2 separate regions of the Homo sapiens genome follow, and region 2 is linked to region 1. Evidence: chromatin loops called from intact Hi-C (ENCODE). Cell type or tissue: PC-3. All regions are shown on one strand. Links, peaks and the distances in the headings refer to the core of each region. The heading gives the core; the rest is flanking DNA.

What was found. Hi-C counts contacts between places; a loop is a spot of excess contacts. Peaks named below come from ENCODE experiments on the same cell type or tissue, not always from the same donor. Only the 100,000 strongest peaks of a DNase experiment are listed, where the experiment ranks them.
Region 2: it touches region 1 in a loop (2.2-fold over the local background); 2 of 110 quality-filtered maps call a loop at or near these places.

What each region holds. Positions count from the first base shown.
Region 1 is chr1:243,961,383-243,971,321 of GRCh38, reverse strand. All of the region lies in intron 1 of LINC02774 (long intergenic non-protein coding RNA 2774), which reads right to left. LOC105373258 (a long non-coding RNA gene) reads left to right here. Exons shown (of 3, transcript XR_949337.2): 2 at 5,052-5,180. Among named protein-coding and RNA genes, the nearest start is that of LINC02774, 49 kb to the right of the region's middle. In PC-3, for the core only: no CTCF peak of the experiment used is centred there; no DNase peak of the experiment used is centred there; H3K4me3 peaks cover 369 bases.
Region 2 is chr1:243,885,633-243,896,600 of GRCh38, reverse strand. No RefSeq gene overlaps it. Among named protein-coding and RNA genes, the nearest start is that of LINC02774, 26 kb to the left of the region's middle. In PC-3, for the core only: no CTCF peak of the experiment used is centred there; a DNase peak (open chromatin) is centred at 5,880.

The DNA of each region.
Region 1 (9,939 bases), core at 281-8,280:
CAGACAAGTTTGCTGAAGTGGGCAATGTTTATTCTATCCTTGTAGCTTAATGTGGCTGTAGTTAAGAAACATGCCTGAATGTATTCCAAGACAATGATTTGTCCTGTCTCTTTTCTCCTCCATTTTTACAAGTTGACATGTTTGGAAATGTGCAATGAGATGTTTTCTTAAAATCATGTTCAACATTTAAGGATGACTGGCCCACATTTGGGGGGCCACGCGTTGTTTTCAGCACGGCAAAAAATGCAAAGAACAAAGCAGACAAGTCCTCTGCTCTGGTGGAACGTGCATTCTAAGGGAAGAAATGGCCAATACACAGAAGAGGACCAAACAAGCAGGATCATTTGTGTTGAGTGCTGTGGGGGAACAAAGGACGAGCAGGAGGCAGAGCAGAAAGCTGGAGGAGGCTGAACAGGGGGATCTGACAGAGAAAAAGGTGGCAGCACCAGGGCGAGAGTAAGCACGTGGGAAAGTCCTTTTTGAAGCAGTGACATTTAAGTTGAGGCCTAAAGGGAAGAGAGAGCCAGCACTTAAAAGTCAGGGGAGGGCCGGGCGCGGTGCCTCGTGCCTGCAATCCCAGCACTTTGGGAGGCAGGTGGGTGGATCACCTGAGGTCAGGAGTTCGAGACCAGCCCGACTAACATGGTGAAACTTGATCTCTACTAAAAATACAAAAATGAGCCAGTTGTCGTGGTGCATGCCTGTAATCCCAGCTACTCGGGAGGCTGAGGCAGGAGAATCATTTGAACCCAGGATGCGGAGGCTGCAGTGAGCTGAAATCGCACCACTGCACTCTAGCCTGGGCAACAGAGTGAGACTCTGTCTCAAAAAAAAAAAAAAAATTGGGGGGACACATTCCAGGTAGAATCAACAGCAAGTACAAAGTTCCTAAGGCAGAGAAGACTATAATATTCAAGCCAGAGAAGGAGGGCAGGGGTACAGCACAGGATTGGAGATGTGGACAGCTGTCACATCACACAGGGCCTTGGGGACCATGGTAAGGAGGTTGCATTTGATGATGAAAACATGTCTAACATATTAGCAACTCACACCGCAGGCTGGGCTCCCCACGAAGATCCTTCCTTCCTTTCATATGGCAGACACTTCCTCCAACTTTAACAATAATTGCCTACACCAGAATTTTTCAACAATGCTAAATTAAAGAAGAAAAAGCAGAGGAAGGAAGCAAGTTTTAAAGAAACTTTGCCAATCTAGATGGAAAGGGGAAAAAATACATCTTTAGTCCCTGTGCTCCTATTTTTAAAGCTGTGGTGGCTCTCATCTGGTGTGTTAAAGATGACAAAGATTGGTCAGTGAACAGCAAATTCAGTTCCTTTGAGTAACAGTTTTAATTGCTTTAATGTGAATTCTGGGTATCGGAAAGAGAAAAGTTTATCTGTTACAGACCCATTCAAAATTCCAGACACAATTCATTAATTCTTTTAGATAAATAACGTAGTTTGTTCCTTGTTCCATGACCTGAACTTAAATTGAGATAAGACTGGGGTAGCTAATTTCTCTGTTATGCGCTAAAAAATCAGAGTCCAGTGTTAAGAAGCAAAACCTAGAGTAAGAGGGTGGCATAAATCCCTTAGATAAACTAGATATTAAATGCTTCATTCTGTATAATTTGTTAATGTAGGCATTAAATGTCATTGCCCCATTAAGAGAGTATCTATTTCTTCTAGATTGTGGTGCAAACTCTTATTTTAAATAGCTGATCAAATAGTACTTAGAAGATGAATGCCATTTAGTTTTCAAGATCTTTCATTATTTGCTTTAATTTATCTTAAGATCCTGCTCTGCTCTGTGTAACATTCAAAATGAAAAGGAAGACCACACAAGAATCTTCACTGTCCCCACCACAGTGAAGAGAGGAAAAAGAGAAACCCCTTGACTTAGGAATACGAACTTTCTCCCCGGCAGATTTAATTAAATATCTAAATGTTAATAAAGCATTTGTCAATGGACTACTTAATTACTTTGAAAGCAATTCACTCCCCCACAATTCATTTTCCAGATGAGAAAGTGGAGAATCACAATGATTTAGGAAATAATCTCTAGCACAATGCATTTTGTAATCTCTAGCCAGGAAGAAAACATCTTACTTTGTTTTCTTTCTTATAAAATTAATGCTAATCATTGTCCTTCTGCGTATTTGAAGCCTGGAAGTGAAGATCTCCTCAAATTTAGAGAAAAAAAAATCACTTTCCTAACAGCTCCTCTTAGAACAGGCTCCAAATTGCAAAATAAAAATTACAGCATATATCTCTTCTCTGTATTTATATCTTCTGTATTTACATCAGAAGTGAATTTTAATTTAAGAGGCACAGCAACTTGTATTTTAAGAACAAATTAGCCTCATTAGCTAGTGCAAAATGCTGCTCCTCCAGCTATCATTTTGAGATCCTTAAAAATTAGATTTATCTTCCCTTTGCCATCAGAAGCCAATCCTCAGATTAAATGACAGCCTTCAGCCACACATAGAGCTAATATTGGCAGATCAGTTGTTGCTTTTGGTCACTGCCTTTGCAGACATCCAAGTACTAAAAAGGAGGAAAAGCGAAGCCATCTGACACCAGCATTTGTCTGGGGAGCGTTACTAAAACCAAATTTTAAAATGGCTCCTTCTGAGAGGAACTTTGCAGAGGAACAAGCATCCAGGAAGCTTTCTGGGGTCCTGACAGATGAGCAGTTCCACTTAATTCTTCAGTGTTGAAGGGTCGTGGTCAGGGTAAATCTAACGGCTTTGGAATGAAAAGTATGAGAACAATGTAAACTCATTTGTTTTTTAGCCATGGCCCTTCTTTCACTCCCCTAAAAAGACACTTTAATAATCTCATAGCCAGTTTCCCTCCTTGCAAATTTTAGTTCTCCCTTGTAAACTACAGTATATACTTTCACGCTAATTACACTTCAATAATTCTTGAGTCTCCTAGAAAAAAGATCAGGAAAACCCTCTTCCATTTCAATGCTCCATTCCTGTTACTTTTAGGCCCAATCACACTGTCCATTTTTCTCATAAATCAGCCCATCGTGTTAATCACTTTTGTTGCTTTATGCTGATTTCCCTCTAGTTCTTCTACGTCTGTCTGCTTTCAGGATACGCAGATCTGAACACAATATTCCAGGTGTGTCTTTGCCAAATGCACTAAATTACTCCACCTTTCCCTCATGACGTGATGTCTCTACACATACAGCCCCAAATCACATTAGCTTCTGTGGCATATTGCAAACTCGTCTAATTTGTTGTCCAGTCCCTGGTCCCTCTGGCATTACTGTGTTCTGGATTTTTCCCTCTCGCTGGTTACCTTTACAGCTTTTCCCCTCTCTAAATCATTGAGGTTACACCTGTCTGACTTAATTCTCATTTCGTTTGATCCTTTCTATATTTTTAACCTCAGAAACCCTGTGTAGCATTTCTCTTTATTCACTGGTGTGTTTCCAATACTTCCTGATTTAATTTCATCTGCAAATCTAATTAACATGCTGTTTACTACATTTTTTTTTCACGTTAGAAATGGACATGCTCAGGAAAAAAATAGCACTAACAGGGATTCCCGGGGCCCTTCTCAGCTCCTCTCCTACTGGGATAGCCTCAGAAAGTGCAATTAACTTTCTCCGGCCCAGGGGATGACTGTTTCAGCCACTTTACACCATTTTGATGGACAGCTGTGTCTCTACCCTAATCAGCCAATTTGGAGATAGAACAATTACAAAAGACAGCAATTACGGAATGCAGTCTGTCATTGTGAAGATGGAGGTTGAGAGAAGGAAGAGGAAAGAAGAAATGACCCAAATTCAGAGTCAGATGCTAAAAAGATTTCAACCCTACTGAGGGAGTGGACCCAAACAGGGGACTCTGAGAAGCAAAGAAACTCCTAGATTCAGGGAGGGGAAAATGCAGACCTGCTTTTCTAGTAAACCTCCAGCCCATCTCCCAGATTCCCAGTAATCAAAGACCAATGATTGTTTTTTGTTGTTCTTAAAGATTCCAAGAGTTTCTTAAAATCATGCTCTGCTATTTAAACAATTACTCTTAGGCCAGGGACAGTGGCTCACACCTTGTTATCCCAGCATTTTGGGAGGCCAAGGCGGGCGGATCACCTGAAGCCAGGAGTTCGAGACCAGCCTGGCCAACATGGTGAAACCCCGTCTCTACTAGAAATACAAAAATCAGCCAGGTGTGGTGGTGCGCGCCTGTAATCCCAGCTACTCAGGAGTCTCAGGCAGGAGAATCACTTGAACCCGGGAGGCAGAGGTTGCAATGAGCCAAGTTCATGCCATTGCACTCCAGCCTGGGTGACAAGAGTGAAACTCTGTCTCAAAACAACAACAAGAACAACAAAACAATAAACAATTATTCTTAAGGTGTCGTGTTATATCTCTCTGATTTTTTGTTATAATTTAAGTATAATCCACTTTGTTTTTTAAAGTAAATAAGATGACTGGCAAGATCTGTTTCAGAATTATTACAAATCATAGGGCTTTGAAGAGATGTCCTTTTACTGTTTCTTCTTTGGGCTCAGTACTTTCAAGTTCTTGATCTTTTGCTATTCACTTTAGCAATTGTCTCAAAAGCAACACATACTTTCTCCATATCCAGTGAAAAGATCTAAAAGTGGGACACTAACCAATAAGAAAATATTATTTCCCAATTTTAATGGTTACAGTCTTATCAAAAGATTAGAAAAACATCATAAGAAACATAATATGTATCTCCATTTAAATATGTATTTAATTATAATGCTTTCTAATTAAATGTATTTTTAATATGGAAGCAGAAGAACAAAAAAGGCAATATGTTTTTTAAAATCAGGTCTCTGGCAGAAGTCATGTTGGAAACTTATGGAGCTTAATAAAGAAATCCTTCCCAACATAGATTGTACAAACATCAGGAAGGAGAGAGAAACGAACTAAAAGGATTGGTTGCCAGGGAAAACTTTTTCATATTTTGGGGGGAGAAAATCACATTACAGGATCTATTGAATATTTTAAAAAAGTCTTGTACCTTACCTCTCTCCAACTTTCTTCCCTTCTTATAAAATAAGGAAAATGAAGTAGGAAACTACATAAAAATCCAGCTTTCCTGTGAGTATAAAAAAGGAAGAAAAGGGTTATAGACAAGAGATGCCCGAGAGAGACAAGAATTATGAAGACAACCAAATGTTCTCTATCAGGTAAGCTGAAAACAGATTGTAGAAAACTTTTGACACCAAACTTTCCTGGAACCCTGAAGCAAGTGAGTGTGCTCAAACTGGAAGTTTCCACAACGCCTTGGACAGACCCAGGCTTCAGAACATCTGTAGGTGAAACGAAACTAAACATTTTCTCAAGAACAAAATGAGGTAAGTCCAAATTAGATTGAGCATTGACTGTGCTTACTGGCTTTATCCTTTCTTGGACATAAGATATCTGCTCTCTTCCTATCTCAGCTTTCTCATCTGTTAAATCTACTCAAATATCCTCTCCCACTGGATTATAATAATGATCAATTGAATTGATGGAAGTGAAACCTCAAACTTCATACAGAAATAAGACATTTTTCCTAATCAAGATTTCACAAAAAGGCCGAGCACGGTGGCTCAAGCCTGTAATCCCAGCACTTTAAGAGGTTCAGGAGGGCTGATCTCCTGAGCTCAGGAATTCGAGACCAGCCTGGCCAACATGGCAAAACCCTGTCTCTACAAAAAATACAGAAGTTAGCTGGGTGTGGTGGTGTGTGCTTGTAATACCAGCTACTCAGGAGGCTGAGGCAGGAGAATTGCTTGAGCCTAGGAGGCAGAGGTTGCACTGAGCCGAGATGACGCCATTGCACTCCAGCCTGGGCAACAGAGCAAGACTTTGTCTCAAAAAAAAAAAAAAAAAAGATTTCTCAAAAAATGGCCAGGCTTGATGGTTCATGCCTATAATGCCAGCAATTTAGGAGGCCCAGGCAGGAGGATGACTTGAGCCCAGGAGTTCAAGACCAGCCTGGGCAACATAGTGAGATCCTGTCTCTCCAGAAAATTAAAAAAAAAAAAAAAGCTAGGCATGGTGGCCCCTAATCCCAGCTACTTGGAAGGCTGAGGTAGGAGGATAACGTGAGCCCAGGAGTTTGAGGTTGCAGTGAGCTATGATCGTGCCACCACATTCAGCATGGGTGACATGCTGCCTCTTTAAAAAAAAAAAAAAAGAAGAAGATTTCACAACAACTTGAAATGTTTTATTGTTACTGAGAGTGTTTATGGTTACTATTACTCACCACTGGAAAAACATTCAATTCTGTATTTATTAATCCTAAACCAATGATATTAACACTTCCATTTTCAGACAAGGGAACAAATAAGAATTAAAAATATTTAAAATATTCAAAATGTCTATTTAATACTTCATTGCATATAATTCTGATTCTATTTATTCAGTAACAATCTATTTGGAACAATCAAACTTAGTATGCATTTTTCATAGGATTTCAATTATGAATGTTTATATTTTGGAATTATCCTATCATTTAACTGCTTCTAAGTAGTTTGCTATATTCCCATGTATTCTACTTCTTTTCTTTTCTTTTTTCTTTTTCTTTCTTTTTTTTTTTTTTTTTGAGATGGATTCTCACTCTGTCGCCCAGGCTGGAGAGCAGTGGCACAATCTTGGCTCACTGCAACCTCCACCTCCCAGATTCAAGTGATTCTTGTGCCTCAGCCTCCTGAGTAGCTGGGATTACAGGTGCCCACCACCATGACTCACTAATTTTTGTATTTCTAGTAGAGATGAGGTTTCACCATGTTGGCCAGGCTGGTCTCGAACTCCTGACCTCAGGTAATTCACCCACCTCGGCCTCCCAAAGTGCTAGGATTACAGGCGTGAGCCACCGCGCCTGGCCCATGTAGTCTATTTATGACCACATACTTATTACCAATGATGTGAAGTAAAAAGCAAGTCATGCAATACTGACTATATTGAAATTACCAAACATTTGATAGTCATAGTTGAACTGCCAAGCAATGAATGATACAGCAGTATAGTTAAGTTCATTTAGCCACTAGGATTCCTGCAACAACTGGATCAACCATTTTTAGACTGGTTACATATCAATGAACAGTTGATGAACTTTGGTTGCAAATATGACTAAAATTACCCAGACTACAAATATTTACTCTGATTACTGCAATTGTTAACTGATCATGTATTGATCTAACCTAGTATTCATTGGTTAACCTGCAAATGGCCATGCATATAGATGCACAAAGTGTGTTATAATTTAGTTTTAACCTCCAATGACATATAGGCAAGAAAAATACATGTAAAATGTGCTATGAAAAAATTCCAGATATATGTGTGTGTGTATGGAAAGTTGGTATTGCCCATCGGAAGTTTGCTAATAAAATGAATATCAAAGAATATTTGTTAACAATTGAAGGACTCCCTGGTGATTATACAAAGAGATTGAGATAAAATTAGCAATATCCATATGTGAAAAGAAGCTTGAAAACAGATGAATACAGTCTTAAGCATCAAAAATATATACCAGCTGAACGCATTGAGCAATCTTAGCACCACTAAACATGGGATGACTAGGTATTATTTGCCCCGTAATGTGTTGCAATAGGAAATACACAGCACCAGCTATGAAGTATTCTTGCCTAAAAAATTGAACTTGAATCCCAACAAGCCTAGAGATCTAAATACCAATTCACAGGAAATACAGGAGATGAAAGACCAGGTTAAATGTCTTTACAAGCCAACAACGGGCCAAACTCAGAATGCAAGGCACTCTATGGACAAATGACCTGGTTTATCTAACTAATCAGTAACAATGAAAAAAAGAGAGAAAATAAACCATAGAGCCATTATCAGAACCTCGTTTGGGTCCTGATTTGAACAAACAAACTGTACAAATGTACCACTGAGACAAACAGAGGACTCTGAGGCTAGACTAGGAATTAGATGATGTTGAAGAAATATTATTCTGGGTTGTTGTGTGTTTTTAATTGCCCTTGCCTATTAAAAATGAACATTGAAGTATTTCAGGGTAAAATGACATTTCAAATTTACTTTAAAACACTCCAGGAAAGTGGGGAGAAAATATGTGTGTGGATGGCAGGGAGAAAGATGAGACAAAGTTAGCAAAATGTTAGTAATGGTTAAACCTACGTGATGGGTACCTGAGTCTGTCTACTATCTACTTCTTTAGTATGTTTTACATTTTTTCACACTGAAACATTTTTAAATGAGTAAATGAATCTACACTCCATTTAATTGTTTATTTACATAACACGGTGATAGATATCAGCACAGTAGTTTAGGGGAATAGATGGCAGCTTAAATCTTGATTTGCCTGCAAGTTCTAAATCATGAATCTTCAGTAAGTTCAATTTTAAACTGTAGTGAAACAATAGCCCAATAATCTCCATACAGGACTACTCTGGTTTTCATTAAAAACAAAACAAAAAACACCGAATTCTTACCTATCTCTCTTTTCCTCTTTTCCCACTTCCAGCAGACTCACAAGAATGAGTTGCTTTACAGCTACATCATTGTGTCTTCATAACCATCCCACAGCCCTCCTGGTGGGGCAAGGGAGGGAAAACAGTGCCTTAGCACAAACAGGCTCATTGCTAACATGCCTAGGGGCTATGTCTGATCCATGAATTGATGCTTTTCATTCAAAAAAGAGCTGGGGCGGGGGTCTTGCTAGGGGTCTGTAGCTGGTGCATCAGGAGAATGCAGAGAAAGCGGAAGAAGATGAGGTCTTAAAATTAATATATAAATTTCCCTTTAATTTTGTTTTGCTTTTGTAGATGGTTTTATTTTAGGTAAATAGGCTTTACTTTACCACCTCTCCAACACAGTTATTTTTTAAGCCTAGGAAAAAAAATGTATTCCAGTTTACCATGGGCAGAAAAGACAAGCTGCCCCATATGAAGGTGCCCCCGTTCACATCCCGTTGCCATAAATCCCAGCTCACATAGTACTCAAAAGCCCTCCAGGGATAGCAGAGAGGTGTAATGCAGAGCAACCATTCGAAGGGTGGAAGAAAAGCACATCCTGATGTCTTGGAGCTAAGAGAAGGAAAAGGATATTTACACAAGATGAGACACCAATACATTGGGAAGTTCAATGTGCTTAGAAATAGACAGTGGCTGGGACAAGTATAGGGGAATCAAATTGCTCCAACAGATTGCATGTTTCATGCTTAATTTTCATTTAATTCCTGAAGACAGCAGGCGCTCAAGGGAATGACCCACCCTCATCCTCAATCTTCAGAAAAACTTTTGCTGACCCCTCAAACATCAAGGCCTAGAAATATCCTTATTTGCTGCCTTGGATTGGTCATCTTCCATAAAGTACTTATTGATGAGGAGAAACGTTCATTTGAGATTCAGCCACAGAGTAGTGTTTCAGACCAAGGAAGATGTACAGGGTGGACATGTCCAGCCTCTTCCTCTGAACTGATTTATCTCTCATCATCTTTGTGCCCTGAGGGAACAGGAAGCCCTCTCACCACCTCCTCCATCTCCTAGTTGATCTATGTCACAAAAGTACAATTAACAAATTAATGTATCTGTTTTAAGCAGAAACATTTCTGTCAGCTCAGTCAAGAAATGAAGTAAAGTTAAGTGATAGAACTGAAGTTCTGAATAACAAGAATAGTTTTGTTGGGTTCAACATGAGGTTATAACAAAGTAGAAGTAATGGAGAAACTACAATCAGATATGTTTAAATGCCTTTAACTTATTGGGTTTTTTAATTAAATAAGGTAATATATGCAGGGCCAACTGGAAATAAAGACAGCATGTTGCTAATGGTCAAGAACTGGACACCAGGGAGAATTAATTAACCCTTAATGTAGTGGTTCCCCAAAAGTCTCCAAATACATCTAAAACATTCACTGTGCTGCAATGATCATGAATAGAAGCTGATTTATGGTGCTGATTTAGTTCAATATTAACTGGA
Region 2 (10,968 bases), core at 1,463-9,462, 76 kb after region 1:
AGGCACAGTCCTTGCTTTCCCAGAGCTACAGTGTGGCAGGGACAATTGGCATTCAATAACACAATGTGGTGGGTGTTATGTTACGGGCAAAAGAGGGTATGTGGGAGGCAACAGCACAATTGGAGAAGGCTGTTGTAACCTACAGATATTCACATGAGACCTAAGTGAGGAGCAGGGCTCCACAGAAAAGTTTTGACAAAAGAAGAAAAGGGGAAAAAACAAAGAAAGATGTCAGCAGAAAAGAAGCAGCACATGTAAAACCATTAAGGTAAGAGAAAGCTTGGTACATTCATATAAAAAAAATAAGCTCTGTGGAGCTTAGAGTGTCCAAAGGTGAGTGGCAGGTGACGAGGTGGGAGAGAGGGCAGTAGTCAACCCACTGGGGGTGTTTGGGTCATGCTATTGACTTGGCATTTTATTCTAAGGGCCAGTGAGGGCTTTTAATCAGGGAATCTGATTTTATTTTTAATGATCAACTAGCTTTTGTATCAGTTAGAGGTGAGGCAGGGAGGTGAGTTAGACGGCCATTGGAATAACTTAGGTAATCTGTGGTGGCAGTGGAGGTAAGGGAAGTGAATGAAATGGGGAGATGAAGGGGCTGAATGATCAGGACTTGGTGACTGGTTCAATGTAGGTGTGGTGGCCTTGTAATGTGTCAACTTGGCTGAGCTGAACAACCTGTCCTGGAATTCCCTTCTGTGTATATTTCCCGTGAAGGTGGCCCATGAGAGAGATTCTGGTGGGAGACTTGGAGGATGGAAGTGAAGCAACAGCCGTCTTGTAACTCACACACACTTCATTGGTGGAAGTAGTGGCCGGGCCTGCTACTGCTCCATCCTCTCCTGGACCCTCCTGTGGCTTCTCCCACTGCTGATCCAGCTGTGGGTGTCCACTCTCTAGCTCACACTACCACGGTCAGAGGCAACAAGACCTGACCCGGGTCTCACTCTGTCCGAGGGGGCTCCAGCTCACGTTTATGGGTCCCAGGCTATTTTTGTTGTCCTCTTTACATCTACCTTTCCCTTTTGACTGCCCATTTAGAGGACTTTAAGTTCCAACATCAAATGCAAAGAGAATAGCCTTTCAGAGAAGCATAACCATAACACTATGTAAGATCAAGTCCCTGTAACAAGTCCTTTAACATGTGTGTATGTACGTGTGTGCTTTCTACTTAAATCTATCAATAAATTAATATATATGTAAAATACACACACACAAATCTTTTGGCGGTTCTGTTCTCTGATAGAACTCTGGCTGATGTAGTAGGGTTGAGAGATACTGGTATCAAGAATAATTTCTAGGTTTCTGATTTGGGCAACAGGGTGGATGGTGATGTTATTTTGAGAAAGAGAAATCTTGGGTAAAGAACATGTTTGAGAAGAAGATGAAGAATTCTCTTTTGGCCAGGTGAAGTATGAGGTACATGCAAGACATTCAGTTCAGCAGGTGATCAAACAAGGCAGGTCAGAGCTTGAGACTTAAGCAAACAGCATCAAACATGCCCAGTCGCAGTAACAAAATTTCAAAATAAAAAGAACCCAATGAAAAGCCTCTTTAATAAGTTTTAATAATCCTGTACAATAAAACTCTAAAGCATCAGGGTTTTTTCTTATTCAGTATACAGTGAACATTAAAAAAAAGTGTTGAATAGTTGAGAGGCAAATTTAGTGTTTTAGAACATGATAATAGCATGTGGCTTGCTAGTTGCTTATGGATAACCCAACTTTCTAATAGTTTTCGTAAGTTACTAGAACACAAGCTTTATTAAAATTATAAACATTATATCCATTTTCTTTAATAAAGAGTAATAAAGATTCTCCTCCCTAGCTCCAATTAGGACTTTGATAGTCTCACGAGATTCCCACTCCCACTTTCCCAGATTAAGAGAGCACAAGCAACTGCTTTTACAAATGTCCTCTAAAGATCCCTCCCAAAGGGAAATGCTCATGACAATGAAAAATGGAGTAGGAAGAGAAGGAGATGATGTATCTCAACTTCATTTATACCTACTAACCTATTTTCTCCCTATGATAATGTTTTTTTTAATTGTCAAATAAAAACTGTGGCCAGGGGCAGTGGCTCACGCCTGTAATCCCAGTACTTTGGGAAGCCAAAGTGGGCAGATCACAAGGTCAAGAAATCGAGAACATCGTGGCCAACATGGTGAAACCCTGTCACTACTAAAATACAAAAAATTAGCTGGGCATGGTGGCACATGCCTGTAGTCCCAGCTACTCCGGAGGCTGAGGCAGGAGAATCGCTTGAACTCAGGAGGTGGAGCTTGCAGTGAGCCGAGATTGCGCCACTGCACTCCAGCCTGGGTGACAGAGCAAGACTCCGTCTCAGAAAAAACTGTATATATTTATGGTGTATACCCTGATATTCTGATATACTTACACATTGTGCAATGACTACGTCAAGATAATTAACACATCCATCACCTCACATACTTTTTTGCATGTGTGATGAGAGCATTTAAAATCTCCTCTCAGCAATTTTCAAGGATACAATCCATCATTATTAGCTAGAGTCACTATGCTGTACAATAGATCTCTGGAACTTACTCTCTAACTGAAACTTCCTACCCTTTGACCAACATCTCCCCATTCCCCGGGCACACTAACCTATTTTTATGATGTGCGTCTGATGCTATTTTTTAAAAATTGATTGTGTCCTGAATTCTTTCAGCTCTCAGGCCTTTAGATGATGGTGCTTCTTTTTCAAATGATAACAATGACCTAGCAACCTGTGCAAATTATTAAATCTTTCAAAACGTGCTCGTTTTTCTAAGGGAATAATATATGTGCGGAGAGCCTGTCTTATTACAAAAATGCTCTTGAGATTCCTTCAACTGCTCTAAATAAATAGTTGCAGGGCTCATATTTGCACACACTCAGTTTCAATATCAGGATGCCACTATAAAAAGAACCCACCCAAACATGCCTTTAATACATTTTAAGAATTCTATATAATAAAAATCTGAAGGCCGGGCATGGTGGCTCACGTCTGTGATCCCAGCACTTTGAGAGGCTGAGGTGGGCGGATCACCTGAGGTCAGGAGTTCAAAGCCAGCCTGGCCAACATGGTGAAACCCCGTCTCTACTAAAAATACAAAAATTAGCCGGATGTGCTGGTGGGTGCCTGTAATCCCAGCTACTCGGGATGCTGAGGCAGGAGAATTGCTTGAACCCAGGAGGCAGAGGTTACAGTGAGTCGAGATCTCACCACTGCACTCCAGCCTGGGCAACAGAGTGAGATTCTGTCTCAAATAAATAAATAAATAAATAAATCTGAAGCCTAAGGCTTTTATAGAGTAAAAATATCACATGATCTCAATATCCTTCATAATAGATTGTTAAGTTTCATTGCACTATGTGAGACAGGTCAGTATTCAGTTCTCATTCTTTCCAGGGGTAAAGGAATACACAGAAATCAGGCGATATGTGGTAACGTAGAAAGCAGCTGTGTCAAAACTAGAATTTACAACTTTTAATTCTTAATACTCAGGCTATTCAAGCCACAGTCCTGCAAAGTCTGCTTTCCCGATAATAAATGTTAACTACATTATTTATCTGAATTGTAAAATGAAATCTACCATAGAATTCCATTTATTGCTTTAACTAGAAAATTGAAAAAATACAATCCAGGTGAATACAAATATTAAAACTGTAGATAATCTTTTTTTACAAATTGAAAACAGCTTAATTAAACCAACAGAGCAGGTAAGGCAATTCTGTTATTTAATGACAACCCTCATCTGTTTGAAATAACCACCTTAATAATCAATACCGTGTTGAGACTTTCACCTAGCATTTATTTTAAGGGATGTCTTGTTTTGAACAATCATTTTAAATCCTAGTAAACTGAAGAATTAATTATCAAGCACGGAGGCTCAGCAAACTAATGCTTTAGTCTGTCAAACCATCTGCTCAGGAGCACCCTTCTCCAAATCTTGGCATTATTGAGGATGGGGGAGCACACTGCTTTCGATGCTTCTGCTGGTATACAAGTTGCTCCTTGATATTTAACCATTCCATCTTCCAAATACACAGGAAGAAATTCAATCTCAGAAAGAAGTTCATCAAAGTTCTGGCTCCCTTGGCACTCACAGTTAGCACCACAGTAAAGCTAAGCTTTCTTTAAGGGCAGGGACCACATGTTAAGATAGCTTATCTATGCAAATGAGTATTGTCCCTCTCAAAGTAGGGTCTATTTTAATCCAACAATTCTTCTATTCGTGTCATTTTAAAAATTCCATTCTTGGAATTTTCTTTCACATTATTTTGCATATTTATTCTCAAACAGTGGGAAAGAATCCTAATCTATTTAATATGGTTGGGTATTTCATGGTAAAATGTTATATAATTGTACACACCAACAAGACAAAATTTTATTTTATTGTTTTTAAACTGACTCAGGAGGCAATTCAAAAAAGGACTTCCAAAAATATGTTGAGCCAAAGACAACATGATTTGAATAAATATATAGCTTCTTCTGGGGGCTGCTTATATTTGGGTGTAAAGTACTATCTCAAAAAAAAAAAAAGAGTTTCATGTCCCTAAATATACCCCAAATATTGACCAATTGAAGTGTAAACCTGTTGCTTCCCTCTTCTGATAACAGTACACTGATCTCCTTTGAAAAAAGCCCCTCTCACCCACTCTCAGTCCATTTAGCCTGGGGAGGGCTGGGGCGGGGGCAAGGGAAGTGCACAATTCAGACCAGATCAACCAGGCACATTCCATCACCCATGGCTGCAATAATTGGTTCAGGGATGGGCCCTAACCCCAAGCTAGGCTAATGAAATTTAGTTCCAGGACTGTGGCTGAAATTACTGAAAGAGATAAACTTGGTTTCTTTTACATTCTTACCAAGTTAAGAATGTAAACCTGTAACTGCTAGAAACCATTATGGGGAGACCTTCCTGAGAATGTAGCCAGTACAGAGTAAGGCGGAGCTGAAAGATGGAGAAAGAGAATCCTGATAACATCAAGTTGCTAGATCCAGCTCAGCCTGAAGCTAGCTCCCTGAGCTTTTCAATTATATGAGCCAACACATTTATTTTCTGGATTTATATCCACTTGTGTGTTTCCATATGCATGGGTTCAGTCAAGGAAAAACCAAAATGTTATAGCTTCTACGCACATATACAAACATAGTGTGGCTTATGTTGTGCCCGCTTAGCTTGTTATTGAGTTACTGCTATCTTTAAGCACTTGCGTAGTTCATTTCCAATTTCATAGCTGCACAAAGGGGTTTTAATTTCTGATCTATTTCACAGTGCTGTAGATTTACTGGTGGGGATGGGGAAGAAAAGGTGGTTAACCTTTAAGGTGATTTTCATCAATGACCCCTTATGTTTGAAATGAAATGATTTTGAGTAAGATGTATCCAAAGCCAGTGATTTTAACTTACCAGGCTAAGAGAATTTAAACCAGAAATCAACCCTGACATCTTTTACTTTCCCTGTGTGTTACACAGCCTTCCTTTTGCCACGCAGGTCAGCAGCCCTTCAAGTCTTTCTGGCAGGATAGTTTCTGGGCTATCATAAAAGACACTCCTGGTCTATGATATCTCAGCACAGTAAACCCATTACAGGCTGTTTTTCTGCAAGAATCTGATCAATAGATCTGCTTCCCCAGGGGTAGAGAAAGAACTAACAGTGAGTCCTGATAAACCTTCTCTGGCATTGCTCATTTCCTCAAGTGCTATACATGGAACACACTTATTACTTCAGTCCTCTGCTATTAATAAGCCCTTCTTGAGGAAAAGCTAAAAGCTCTAATTCCATCCAGATGCAAGCAGTATGCAATACCAAGCACCTCTTTCCTGATGTTCTAGCAAAATTACTAAGAGTACATCATGACTCATGCGTTCTCCAGCATTCCTCTCTGCACTAAAATCTGAATCCAGGGAATTTGGAGCAAGGTGCCTCTTGGCAATGGACTTTTCAGAGACTGTAACTCACACTGTGGCTCTGCCATATACGGTCTCTCCTCACAGAGAAAGGCAGTCACCATTGAAAAATTCACTCAGGAGTTCAGCTGCACATCTTTAAAGCCCCTCAGAGAAAAAATGCGATGCGGCTCACTGCAAACCCACAGCATCTTCAAAAGATTTGTAAACAAGTCCTTTGCTGCAGACTCCATAATACTACCACTCCACATGCAAGGAGTCCAAAAAGCTTTCTTCTGTTAGATTCAGTGGAGATAAATAACCGTGCACCAAGCAGCCTTATACATTGAACCGAATGCTCAGACACAATACAATGATGTGTCTAAAATTTCTACCTGTTCCTTTTTCTACCAGAAACCCAACCTCCTGAGTACCTCACTTGCTCTGTGAAACTTGCCTCTCTGTCCTTTCTCTCTCTGTTCCTTTCCACAGTGATATTCTGGATAGTAAGTGCTTCTGAGAGGCAATAATAGTATTGGATAGCTTTAGTACGGTTTTCAAGAAGAATATTCTGGAATCTTTGTGATAGAACGTTTAGGAAAAAATATTTCAACCATCAAAACTTATAGGAAGAGCTTTAACTAGAACCTACCCTACCCCACCCCATCTCACTCCCAAGTAAGGCTACGTTAAGGGGAATACCTGTTCAAAGGAAAAACAAGTATATGGGAAGCTATCGCCTCTGTCTTGGAATAAGTACTACCTGTTTGCATAAAATTATAGCAGGAAGAGAAAGAAAGTAACCCCTAGGAAGTGTGAAAAGGGCAGGGTGTTTCTAGAATACTCTTTTTCCTGTGAAGTCTATTTTGGGGAGGGCAAATGAGGGGAAGAGGTAAACGTTTTACTAAAAGTGTGGATGTTGATATAAAACGTTGTTAAGGAAGACACTACTTAGTCCAAAAGTTGCCTCTTATTCTTGGATTCATTTCAAATAAAACTTTCTGTTTAAGATCTTTGAAAGAATTGTATTTATTTATTTATTTTGAGACAAGGTTTCACTCTGTTGCCCTGGCTCACCGAAAACTCAGGCTTCTGGGCTCAAACCAGCCTCCTGCGACAGCCTCCCAAGTAGCTGGGACTACGGTTGCGCACCTCCGCACCCAGCTGATTTTTCTTTTCTTTTTTTTGAGATAGTCTTGCTCTGTCACCCAGGCTGGAGTGCAGTGGCATGATCTCAGCTCACTGCAACCTCCACCTCCCAGGTTCAAGCAATTATCCTGCCTCAGCCTCCCGAGTAGCTGGGATTACAGGTGTGAGCCACCATGCCTGGCTAATTTTTGTATTTTTAGTAGAGACAGGGTTTCACCTGTTGGCCAGGCTGGTCTTGAACTCTTGACCTCATGATTCACCCGCCTTGGCCTCCGAAAGTGCTGGGATTACAGGTGTGAGCCACCGTGCCCGGCCCACATCCAGCTAATTTTTAAATGTTTTGTAGAGATGGGGTCTCGCTATGTTGCGCAGGCTGGTCTCAAACTCCAGGCCTCAAGCAATCCTCCTGCCTCAGCCTCTCAAAATGCTGGGATTACAGGCGTGAGCCACCATGGCCAGGCTTTAAAAGAAATTTCTACACGTTACCCTAATAGTTGGTTTGAGTTTTCTTTTGTTATTATGTAATTTCCAACTTTGAGGAAACTACTAGTATTTATAGGTAGAATTCACAAATTATGCAAATTGAAAATGTAAGAAATCTTTAGTTGCAACATTCACATCACCACCTAGAGTGACTAATTTTTCCAAATTAGTAAAGGAAGTTAGAACAATGAGTCAGTGAGTGGATCACCCTAATGAATAAAAATAAAATTTATGTTTTTCCCAGATGGACTGTATTTTTAAAATATTTATTAAGGTTTATTAATTTTCTGCCTAGATCTTGTTAATAGTTTTTCTCCGTATGTGATTCCACTCTTCAGTATGCTATAATATTTATACATGCACAATCCAATATTAGGTCACAGACATGGAATGGACCTTGATAGATAATCCAGACATACAAATAGTGAAGTATATTTTGATTTACTCAGGACTACAGACAGGCTAGCACCTTCTCTTGCCACACTTGAGAACCGTTTCAATATTTAACACAACCTTTAAGAAAGAAAGTCTGTGCTGCTTATCTAAATACCATCTACTAAACTATACATACAGTGAAGCCATTTATATGTCTTTTTTAGACCTCGTCAAATTTTACACACAATTAGATTGGCGTAGCAGGTCTGACTCTATGTTAAGGAAATGCCCTTATTATAGACGGCAGCAAGTATATGAACACACTTAAGCATTGTTTCTTTCTTTATTCAGCAAAGCTTCTTGAGCACCTGCTATGTGTCCAGCACTGTTGTAAGTGCTGTGGTGACTGAAGAAGACATGGTCTCTATTTTCAGAGAGATGCCTCAGTATAGAGGTGGCTGTGTAAACAGCATCACGGTAAAGGCTTTCCAAAAGCATGAGGGAATGGCTGTTGAGTGACTTGTGCACACACTAGAAATTATAAGCCTTCAGTTTGTTTTTTGTTTGTTTGTTTTTTTGAGATGGAGTCTCACTCTGTTGCCCAGGCTGGAGTGCAGTGGCGCAATCTCAGCTCACTGCAAGCTCCGCCTCGTGGGTTCACGCCATTCTCCTGCCTCAGCCTCCCGAGTAGCTGGGACTACAGGTGCCCGCCACCACGCCCTGCTAATTTTTGTATCTTTAGTAGAGACGGGGTTTGCACCATATTGGCCAGGCTGGTCTCAAACTCCTGACCTTGTGATCCACCCGCCTCAGCCTCCCAAAGTGCTGGGATTACAGGCGTGACCACCGCGCCCAGCCGCCTCTAGTTTTAAGGGGCGAAGAGTTATGAACAAGAGAGGCAGCTGGGCTAACGATAAATAAACTTTTAGGTAAAAAACAAACAAACAAACAACAATCAACAAAAAAAACGCGAGGCGCGGTGGCTCACTCCTTTTAATCCCAGCACTTTGGGAGGCCGAGGCGGGCAGATCACGAGGTCAGAAGATCGAGACCATCCTGGCTAACACGGTGAAACCCCGTCTCCACTAAAAATACAAAAAATTAGCCGGGCGTGGTCGTGGGCGCCTGCAGTCCCAGCTACGTGAACCCGGGAGGCGGAGCTTGCAGTGAGCCGAGATCGCGCCCCTGCGCTCCAGCCTGGGCGACAGGGCGAGACTCCGTCTCAAAAAAAAAAAAAAAAAAAAGCACCAAAATTAGATTAATAGTGTGGCCATAATCTTTTCTTGAAGAGAAAAGTTGAAGTTTGAAGGGAAAGACGCTAAAAATCCTCAGGGAATCAGTTTAGTAGCGAAGCAACGTGGAGATTGAGAGCACAAGAGTCTACGGGGACTTAAACACCAAAGTTCAGGAGCTGCGTAGAAGCCCAAGTATATTTCACGCAAGCCTAAGCAGATGAGTGCGGTGGAATCAAAGAGAATGATAAAGTCCCCTCTTAATTAGAGTAGCTGAGTCTTGTAACCCAGAAACCTTTTAATGCCAACCTGGCTTAAAGTCTCAGAACTCTCCTAGAAGTGGTCCGACTCCAGAAGAGTTAAGGATCCTTGAGTTCGATTTCCTTCCTTCTATTGCTTGTTGCAAATTCTACAGGAAAATTGGGGCTGGAGGAAACCGTGATTACAAATAGATTAATTGTAAAGGTGCTGTATTTGCCTAGGTATTTATATTTCTTTACATTTTACTCTGCTGTAGTCCAACTGACTATACTATTCTTCGACACATGTGCAAAGCCCTTGCAATTGAGAAATATATTTGTATAAAAATATATGTGATTAAAATTAATAATGTTTTTAACTCAGTTAATTATGCTTATGGGATTCTTGGCTCTTCGGGGGCCGAAGTACCATAAATCTGCACCCCGTCCACACACACTCATACCTGTAAAGACAGCTTATCTTAAACGCAGGCAAGATGAAGTAACAGGAACAGCTAACATCCGTTGGTTTTTGCTATATGGCAGACACTGTATTAATTATTTTGCATGTTGTATTTTAATTAATTCTCTCAACTACCTCAGAATCTAGGAACCATAGTTATCATCATTTTATATCTCAGGAAACTAAAAGGAAATTTGCACGAGTTTGCACAGCTGGCAAGCAGCAGAGCCAGAATTCCAGGCCACAGGAGATCTGACCCCAGAGCCCACTCTGTCCAGGATCACACGGTACAAATTTACCTCCTTTTTTGAAATATAAGCAGCAGGTAGGTACTGTCTTCTGAGGAGCAAAAAGGAAAGGAAACTAACATGGGTTAGAAATGTGAAAGTGGAAAATGAATGAAAGTTGTGAAGAACAGAGAGACAAAGAGCAGAGCTCAAACAAGACACATAGAGGCAGGGCATGGTAGCTTATGCCTATAATCCCAGCACGCTGGGAGACTGGGGCTGGAGGACTGCTTGAGGCCAGGAGGTGAAGACCAGCCTGGGCAACACAGTGAGACCCTCGTTTCTTAAAAAAAAAAAGAAAAGAAAAGAAAGAAAATTTTTAAAGGCACATAACAAGAATGTCATTAAAAATAATTTTAGTGAGGTTAGCCAGGGTTCTCTAGAAAAGTAGAACCAACAGGAGATAGATAGACACATGATAGATAGATAGATAGATAGATAGATAGATAGATAGATAGGATAAATGATAGATGAGATAGATAACAGAGAGAGATTAGAAAGATAGATAGATAGATAGATAGATAGATAGATAGATAGATAGATAATTTATTATGAGGGATTGGCTCAGGTGATTATGGAAGCTGATAAGTTCCACAACTTGCCATCTGCAAGCTGGAAGCCCAGGAATGTCAGTGGTATAGTTTGAACCCAAACCCAAAGCCCCAAGAACCAGGGCAGCCAATGTTTGTCCCAGTCCAAGTCCAATGCTAGAGAACCAGGAGCACCAATGACCAAGGTTAGGAAACATGAATGTTCCAGCTCAAGAAGAGAGAGCAAATTCACTCTTTCTCCACCTTTTTACTCTGTTGGGTCCTCAGTGAATTGGATAATGCCCACCTGCACAG